Regions from separate parts of the Homo sapiens genome. Here region 2 is linked to region 1. A link is an interaction called in ENCODE POLR2A ChIA-PET data of the cell type or tissue named here. Cell type or tissue: PC-9. All regions are shown on one strand. Each heading gives the region's core, and the rest is flanking DNA. Links, peaks and the distances in the headings are about the cores only.

Evidence for each region. ChIA-PET counts read pairs that join two places held together with the same protein. Peaks named below come from ENCODE experiments on the same cell type or tissue, not always from the same donor. Only the 100,000 strongest peaks of a DNase experiment are listed, where the experiment ranks them.
Region 2: POLR2A ChIA-PET joins it to region 1 with 5 read pairs; 1 of 35 experiments calls an interaction of 5 or more read pairs at or near these places.

What each region holds. Positions count from the first base shown.
Region 1 is chr17:74,840,328-74,844,697 of GRCh38, forward strand. GRIN2C (glutamate ionotropic receptor NMDA type subunit 2C) reads right to left here. Exons shown (of 13, transcript NM_000835.6): 12 at 3,949-4,181; 13 at 1,696-3,226. The coding sequence ends at 2,108. Among named protein-coding and RNA genes, the nearest start is that of GRIN2C, 17 kb to the right of the region's middle. RefSeq lists silencers at 2,498-2,577, 2,658-2,717. In PC-9, for the core only: a CTCF peak has its summit at 2,704; a DNase peak (open chromatin) is centred at 2,474; H3K4me3 peaks cover 667 bases.
Region 2 is chr17:76,482,506-76,486,884 of GRCh38, forward strand. All of the region lies in intron 2 of RHBDF2 (rhomboid 5 homolog 2), which reads right to left. Among named protein-coding and RNA genes, the nearest start is that of RHBDF2, 17 kb to the right of the region's middle. RefSeq lists silencers at 1,042-1,336, 1,248-1,448, 2,728-2,928. In PC-9, for the core only: no CTCF peak of the experiment used is centred there; DNase peaks (open chromatin) are centred at 1,166 and 2,406.

The DNA.
Region 1 (4,370 bases), core at 371-4,370:
CTTTCCTTCCCTTGGTGGTGCAGGAAGCCAGGCCAAGCTAGTTCTGAACTCAGGATGCAGCCTTCCTGCTACCTGTCCCCCAGGACTCATATCCTCCTGCCCCCCCCCCCCCCCCCCCGGCCACAAATATATGCCTAGAGAAGGAACAAGGCAGCCAGTGCCTGGCCCAGGAGCAGGAGCGGCCCTCCTCAGAGCCAGCAGCAGGCTCGGCTTCACATTGGAGGCTCAGCTCTTAATGATCTTTCCAGTTCTTGGTTATTAATGATCTTGGGCAGAGAGCAGAGCAGCCCTGTCCTCACAGCTCCTCCAGGATGCCTCACCTGCCACAGCCTTCCTCCCAGGGCCAAAGGCAGACCCTGACTCTGGGAGGAGGAGGGGCTCGGTTCCAGGGGCTGGTGGCCAACAGTTAACCCTCTCACTACTAGTGGCTGCAACCAAGGTCAAGCTCCCTTCCAGAGTGCTGGCCTCCAGCACTCACCTAGACACACTCCCAGCCTGCTGTCCTGAACCTGGATCCAGCCCATAAAAACCCATAGGGTAGAGAGCGTGAAATTGTGTGGACAGGGCCACCCACTCTTGGGGTACTCTCCTACCAAGAATGGAGGTGTATCTCCCCCTACCGTTTCAGCTGCCTTCACCCCTAAAACTAACCCAAAAAAAGTCCAGTTCTCATGGCCCCAACCCAAACAGTGGGGTCTTCAGAGACTAAAGAGGCAGCCTGGCTTCCTGGGAACCAGCAAGGAGCTACGGGGGAGGGCACTGGCAGAGACAGCCAGCACCGCCCCTCGCAGCTTCCTCTCTGTCACGTGGAATTAGCCTCTGGCCTGCCTCCACCCAACTTGTCAGGACAGCCAGGGCTTGGCCTTTACATCTTCAGCCGTTAGAAAAGGGTCTGACAGAATCAATAGTGCTCACTGTTTGTGGAACGGATAGAAGGAATGCCTGCTTGCTCCACAGTCATTGTAGGGGGGATAAGTGTGATTGCAGATGTGAAAACATTGAAAATGGTAAGCACAAGCCATCTTTTCAGATGGGCCAGAGGCAAAGATGTGTGATAGAAAAAGGAAGTGGGCTAGAAGCCCCAGAGGGAGAAGAGGATGAGACCGCAGGCAGATTCTCCCACCACAGGAGTCCTGGCACCAGCGAGGCCAAGCTGTGCCTGACCCTGGCAGCCACCTGCCCCAGGATTCCAGAGCCCAGGCAGTTCCGAGCCTCGTGTGTCAGCCACGGAGAGAATGCGGCCAGCCAGGGTTTAGCAAGCCTACAAGCTCCACACCTTTCTCTGCCTCTGCCTCTGCCACCATGGCACTGTCAGGCTCCCCAGGGCGTCCCTGGCAGGGCAGGACAGGACAGCCACTACCCCTGGCACAAGCCTCCCTTTTCAAGGAGACTGAGGGATGAACGCCATCCATCATCACCAGAGCCCCCGTGCTGAGCACACGTGTTACATCCAGTGCCAGGATGGGTGGGAGCTGGCCCTGAATACCAAGTGGCTTCTGCTGCCCAGAGCCCCCTCTCAGCCTCACCTCCTTCCCACATCCCTCCCAGACACTCCCAAGGCTCCGCCTCCCCAAGAGGGACCTGCCTACCTGCTTTAGGCAAACATCCCACCTGGGATACTCTCATGATGCCCTGTTGTCTATGGCCTGTGCTGTGCCCCTTCCAGAATGCAGAATGAAGCAGCCAGGACCAGTGTGTTGTAAAAGGTTGGTTTAATGTCCCAGTGCTCTGATGAGAAGAAACTCTAGCCAGGTAGAGCAAGGATCGGGATGGCCCTGCCTCAACCACAAGTTCCAGCCTCCATGCCCACAGCAGCCATGACCAGTAACTGGCTAGCCCCAGGGAAGGGAGAGCCTCAGGAGTCTGACCCCCACAGCACACCCTCCTGGCAGAACTCTGCGTGAGAAGAGGACAGCAAAAGCCCAGCCCTCACCATGATTTGAGGCTACTGAGGTCACTGATGACCATGGAAGACATCATCTGTCACTGGGGTCCCATGGCCAGGATTTCATGGCAGAAGCCAGAAAAGCCCAATCCTGCCTGCCGCTTAACCCTGACAGTGGCAGGCAGAGAATCCAGCTGGCTCGGAGCCTGAGTGGCTGATAACTCACACTTCTGACTCCAGACTGGAGATCCGTCTCCAGGTGCAGGGTCCCGGGAAGCCTTGCGTCCCACGGGCTACCCTGCTGATCTCGTCCAGTCCCCCACTGTCTCTGTAGCCTGTGCCCAGCCCCAGAGTCCTGCCCCTGTGCCCCAGAGGCCCCCAGGCCCCGGAGAGCCAGGAGCCGTGGCTGGCACAGGGTGGAAGGTGAGGACAGACAGCCCCCCAGCAAAATGGCAGGTGGGCGTGGGCGTGCAGGCAGACGTGCTGTCTGTGCTGCCAGGCGGGGGCCCCTGCCTGCTCGCCCTCCTGGCAGGCCTCCCGGTAGATCGGCAAGCACATCGACTGCGCCTGCGCCAAGCGCCTGCAGGCCGAGTGGCCGTCGGGGCGGGCGCAGGCGGGGCCGGTGCACCCAGCGGGCAGCGAGCTGGGCCGAGCGAAGGCCTCGGCCACGGAGCTGGGCAGGGAAGCGTGACGCGGGCGCGAGCCCCGGGCCCAGGCCGCGTGCAGCAGGGCCTCCCGCCGGGCCAGCTGCTCCGGACCGAGCAGCGGCAGGTCCTCCAGCTCCGGGAAGAGCGGGAGGAAGGGGCGGCCGGATCGGTCGGCTCGAGGAAAGGAGCTGTAGTGACAGCGCGCGGGCGACAGGGGCCGCTCGGAGGCCGAGAGGTGCCTCCCGCAGTGCCCGGTCCGCACCGGCCACCGCGCCTCCCAGGCTGGGCGGCGCGACACTCGGGAGACGTCGGACAGGGGCGGCCCCGGCGTCGGGGGGCGGCCCGGGGGCTGCGGAGCCCTGCGCACAAGCGCCGCGCGACCCCCGTCTGGCGGTCCCCAGCCCGTGGGGCTCGGCTCTGGGGGCGGGTCGGGGGTGGGCAGGCATGGGCTGGGGCCAGACCGCGGGGTCGGGCAGGGGGACGGTGGGGGCGCACGGCGGCCGCCACCCCAATTCTCGATGGTGCGAGTGGCGCGGTCCAGGGAGCTGCTTACGCCCGCCGTGGTCACCATGTCGCGGGCTGCCTGCAGCATCTTGAGCACGCTGGCCTGGGCCGAGCTGGCCGTGAGGTCCGGGCTGGCCTGCCGCGGTGGGCTGGCGAGGCTCTGCACCCCGCTGAAGCAGCTGTAGATGCCCTGGGCAGTAGGGAGACGACAGGCCGTAAGCAGCGCCCTCCGCTCAGGGACCCGCCACGATTGTCCCTGCCTGGTCCCAAGGCATCATCAGTCTTCTATAAGTCTCAGGAAGTAGCTAACTGTGAAGCATCTCCCATGCGCCAGGCACTGTGCTTTGCAGATGAATGAGTGGTCTGAGCGCCCAGGTTGACTCATTCTCCTAATCACTCTAGCTAGCACCTGGCACATGAAGGTTCCAACCTGGGCACACCTGTGGGGGGGACTCTGACCCTCTTCAACCCTGCCACCCTGGTGAGCCATGCCACTTCTCAGGACGTTGGCTTTTTTTTTTTTTTTTAGAAACAGGATCTCACTCTGCTGCCCAGGCTGGAGTGCAGTGGTGCCATCTCGGCTCACTGCAACCTCTGCCTTCTTGGCTCAAGCGATCCTCCCAATTCAGCCTCCTGAGTAGCTGGGACTGCAGGCGCGCACCACCACGCCCAGCTAATTCTTTTATTTTCTGTAGAGATGGGTTTTCGCCATGTTGCCCAGGCTGGTCTCAAACTTCTGGACTCAAGGGATCCACTGGCCTAAGCCTCTCAAAGTGTTGAGATTACAGGTGTGAGCCATGAGCCGGGCCAGAACCTTGGTTTTACCTCTGGAAATGGGCCATGGCCAGCCCGGACTTATCTGGGTAGGTGCCCTTAAAACTTTGGCCTGTGTGGGGAGGGGTGGGCACCCACCCTGCTGAAAGCCAGCAGGAAGTCCAGCTGGGATGAGTTGGGCACCGAGTGGCGCAGCTTCCAGTAGACCAGGTGCTCCCAGGCGAAGACCAGCAGGGCCAGCCCCATGGCCACCAGCAGCATGTAGAAGACGCCTGCCATGTTGTCGATGTCCAGCTTGCTGCTCATCACCTCGTTCTTCTCATTCTGGCAGATCCCTGAGAGCCACACTGTCTCCAGTTTCTGTGTCTCTCCTGGAGTTGGGGGGTGTACACATCTGGCTCAGGAAACCCCCCTATAAGCAACCCCCTCACAAAGCTCACCACAAACCTGGAGTAAGAAGGGATCTGGGGCAGGGTGCCACCCACTTCTTCCTCAAGCAGACCACATGGGGATCCAGCCTGGCTGGAGCAGGATGGTGGGGCGGGGAGTGGAGGGTCAGT
Region 2 (4,379 bases), core at 176-4,175, 1.6 Mb after region 1:
GCTCATGCCTGTAATCCCAGCACTTTGGGAGGCCGAGGTAGGTGGATCACCTGAGGTCAGGAGTTTGAGACCAGCCTGGCCAACATGGTAAAACCCTGTCTCTACTAAAAATACAAAATTAGCCAGGTGTGGTGGCGCATGCCTATAATCCCAGCTACTTGGGAGGCTGAGGCACGAGAATTGCTTGAACCCAGGAGGCAGAGGTTGCAGTGAGCCAAGATCATGCCACTGCACTCCAGCCTGGGCGACAGAGTGAGAAAATGTCTCAAAAAAAAAAGATAACTGAAACTGCCACCTGTCTGGCACTTTTCTCCCCCATAGTGAGAACACTGTTTAACAATAAAAGTGGCATATGCTCATTGAAAAAAAAAAAAAATCACACAGCTGTGTGTGGTGGCTTACACGTACAATCCCAACACTTTGGGAGACCAAGGTGGATGGATCACTTAAGGTCAGGAGTTCGAGACTAGCCTGGCCAACACAGTGAAACACCATCTCTACTAAAATACAAAAATTAGCCAGGCATAGTGCCTCATTCCTGTAGTTCCAGCTACTCGGGAGGCTGAGGCAGGAGAATCACTTGAACCCGAGAGGAAGAGATTGCTGTGAGCCAATCTCATTGCACCCTCCACCTCCCAGGTTCAAGCAATTCTCTTGCCTCAGCCTCCCAAGTAGCCGGGGTTATGGGCGTGAGCCACCAAGCCCAGCCCACACTCTATCATTTTACCTGCATTGTAGACATCTTTCCCTGTCAACACATACGGACAGACCTACTTTTTTTCTTTTTTCTTTTTTTTTGTGATGGGGTCTCATTCTGTCACCCAGATTGGAGTGCAGTGGCGCGATCTCGGCTCACCGCAACCTCCACCTCCCAGGTTCAAGTGATTCTCCTGCCTCAGCCTCCCAAGAAGCTCGGATTACGGGCATGCGCCACCACGCCCAGCTAATTTTGTATTTTTAGTAGAGATGGGGTTTCTCCATGTTGGTCAGGCTGGTCTCGAACTCCTGACCTCAGGTGATCCACCTGCCTCGGCCTCCCAAAGTGCTGGGATTACAGGTTTCAGCCACCACACCCGGCCCTAGGCCTCTTGTCTTTTTTGATGAATGCAAAGATTTCATAAGTGGAATGCACCAAGATTTACTTAAGTCCAGACTGCTGGTTATTTAGGATGTTTCCGGAATTTGAGACATGGGTCTGATGTTGCAACTAACACCCTTGCATACACCGCGTGTGCTTGTTTAACTATTACAAGACCAAGTTCTGGAAGCAGAATGGCTGGGTTGAAGAGTAAGTACATCCCAAATTTCAGTGGCTGTTGCCCAGTACCCCATCTGGGGCTTTCCTGTGCGTGTGCCACCAGTCCCCAGTTCCCCTCTGACTCCACCAGAATTAACACCCTCTGCCTGTTTCATTCTCTTCGTTTCGTCTCTTGCTCTGCCCCATGACCGTCTTCTTGTTAAAACCCCCAGCTGTGGCCGGGCGCGGTGGCTCATGCCTGTACTCCCAGCACTTTGGGAGGCCAAGGTGGGCAGATCACCTGAGGTCGGGAGTTCGAGACCAGCATGACCAACATGGAGAAACCCCGTCTCTACTAAAAATACAAAAAATTAGCTGGGTGTGGTGGCGCATGCCTGTAATCTCAGCTACTCGGGAGGCTGAGGTAGGAGAATTGCTTGAACCCGGGAGGCAGAGGTTGCAGTGAGCCGAGATTGCACCATTGCACTCCAGCCTGGGCAACAAGAGCGAAACTTCGTCTCAAAAATAAAAATAAAAATAAAAATAAACCCCCCCAGCTGTTTCCTCTCCTTCACATCCCAAGGTTCCTGGGCAAGTTTTGTTTTTCCTCTCCTTGTACGAAGCCAGGGACTCCATACCCATCTCCCTGGGAGCCCTTCAGCCAAGGGCGTGTGTGGGCTGAGGCGTGGCATGCACGGGTCGGCGAGACAGCAGCCATCTGAACCTGTCCTCCTCCTCCATCTCTACCTCACCTCCACCATCTCCACCTCACCTCCACCATCTCCTCACCTGGAGGCTCACTCCACTCTCTCAATTCCTCTACCTGCTGCCTCAAGCCCCCTGAGACTGATCATTCTCCGCACCGCAGCTGGGGTCACCTCCCAAAAGCATAGATCACACCTGTTGCTTCCCTGCTCAACTCTCTCCCAGGATTTCCTGTTCTCACCCAAAGTCCAAACGTCTCACTGGGACTTCCAGGACCTCTCTTCGTCTCTTCCTGTGCCCTTGCTTACCCCTGACCCAGCTTTCCTGGGCCCCTCATTGTCTCAAACTGGCCAAGCTCTGCTGGGGGTGGGGTTCATGATCAAAAGCAATGGAGCCGGCAGCGCATACTGGGCCAATGGTCTTGCATTTGCTGTCGGGTTAGTCACCTGACAACTCATCACCCAAGTCCTGACCTGCACAAGGGGGAGAGTAACGGTTCCTCCCCAGAGAAGCGTCTGGAGGAGCAAATGAGTGGATGATGTCACCGGGCACAGTGGCTCACGCCTGTAATCTCAGCATTTTGGGAGGCTGAGGTGGGCGGATCACCTAAGGCCAGGAGTTCAAGACCAGCCTGGCCAACATGGTGAAACCCCATCTCTACTAAAAATACAAAAATTAGGCTGGGCGCGGTGGCTCATGCCTGTAATCCCAGCATTTTGGGAGGCCGAGGCGGGCGGATCACCTGAGGTCGGGAGTTCGAGACCAGCCTGACCAACATGGAGAAAGCCTATCTCTACTAAAAATACAAAAAACATTAGCCAGGCATGGTGGTGCATCCCTGTAATCCCAGCTACTCGGGAGGCTGAGGCAGGAGAATCGCTTGAACCTGGAAGGTGGAGTTAGCGGTGAGCCGAAATCTCGCCATTGCACTCCAGCCTGGGCAACAACAGCAAAACTCTGTCTCAAAAAAAAAAAAAAAAAAAAAAGAGCTGGGTGTGGTGGTGGGCAACTGTAGTCCCAGCTATTCGGGAGACTGAGGCAGGAGAATCACTTGAACCCAGGACGGGGGGTGTGGTTACAGTGAGCCGAGATCTCGCCACTGCACTCCAGGCCTCCAGCCTGGGCGACAGAGTGAGACTCCGTCTCAAACAACAACAAAAAATGAGCAGATGGCTTCACACACTGAAGCACTGTGTCCACACAGAAACCTGGACAGGAAGTGCCCGGCAGCACGGCTCTGCAGAGCCGGAGCAGGAAAACAGCACAAGCGCCCGTCAGCAGATGAAGGCACAAATATAAAATGTGGTTGAGCCACACAATGGAGCATCCTTCAGCCACAAAAGGAAGGAAGTCCTAACAAAGCTACAACGTGGACGAGCTTTGAGAACATTGTGTCCAGGGACAGGAGCCAGTCACGATGGCCACCTCTGCATGAGTCCATTCATATGAAAGCTCGGAATAGAAGAGGGAAATCTATAGACAGAAGCAGGGTAGTGGTTCTTAGGACTGGGAAGGTGGGGACTGGGCAGGGGGTGACAGCTAAAGGGTGCAGGCTTTCTTTAGGGGGTGATGAAAGCAATCTGAAACTGTGGTGATGGTGGCACAATTCTGTGAATATGTATATATATGTACACACACACACACACACACACACACACACACACACACATATAGTTTTTGAGACAGAGTCTTGCTCTGTCACCCAGGCTAGAGCGCAGTGGTGCGATTTTGGCTCACTGCCAACCTCCACTTCCCAGGTTCAAGCGATTCTCCTGCCTCAGTCTCCCGAGTAGCTGGGACTACAGGCGCAAGCCACCATGCCTGGGTAATGTTTGTATCTTTAGTAGAGATGGGGTTTCACCATGTTGGCCAGGCTAGTCTCGAACTCCTTACCTCAAGTTTGCTTCGGCCTCTCAGAAAGTGCTGAGATTACAGGTGTGAGCCACTGTGCCCAGCCTCTGTGAATATATCAAAATCACTGAAGGTTGGGAGCGGTGGTTCATGCCTGTAATCCCAGCAATTTGAGAGACTGAGGCAGGAAGATCACTTGAGCCCAGGAGTTCAAGACCAGCCTGAGCAACATAGTGAGATCCCATCTGTATAAAAAAATTAAAAAATTAGCCAGATATGGTGGTGCGTGCATATAGTCCCAGCTACTCAGGAGGCTGAGGCAGAAGGATGGCTTGAGCTAGGAAGGTCGAGGCTGCAGTGAACCGTGATCGCGCCACTGTACTCCAGCCTGGGTAACAGAGTGAGACCCTGTCTCAAAATATAAATAAATAAATAAAAACACTGATGGTACACTTTAAATGGGTGAATCGACTGGTGTGTGAATTCTCTCTCAATGAAGCAGGTGCTCCATAATGTTGGGCCTCTGTCCGAGCCAGTCACTCTGTCCCAGACCATCACACAGAGGAGGGGCTGGCTCTTCTCAGCC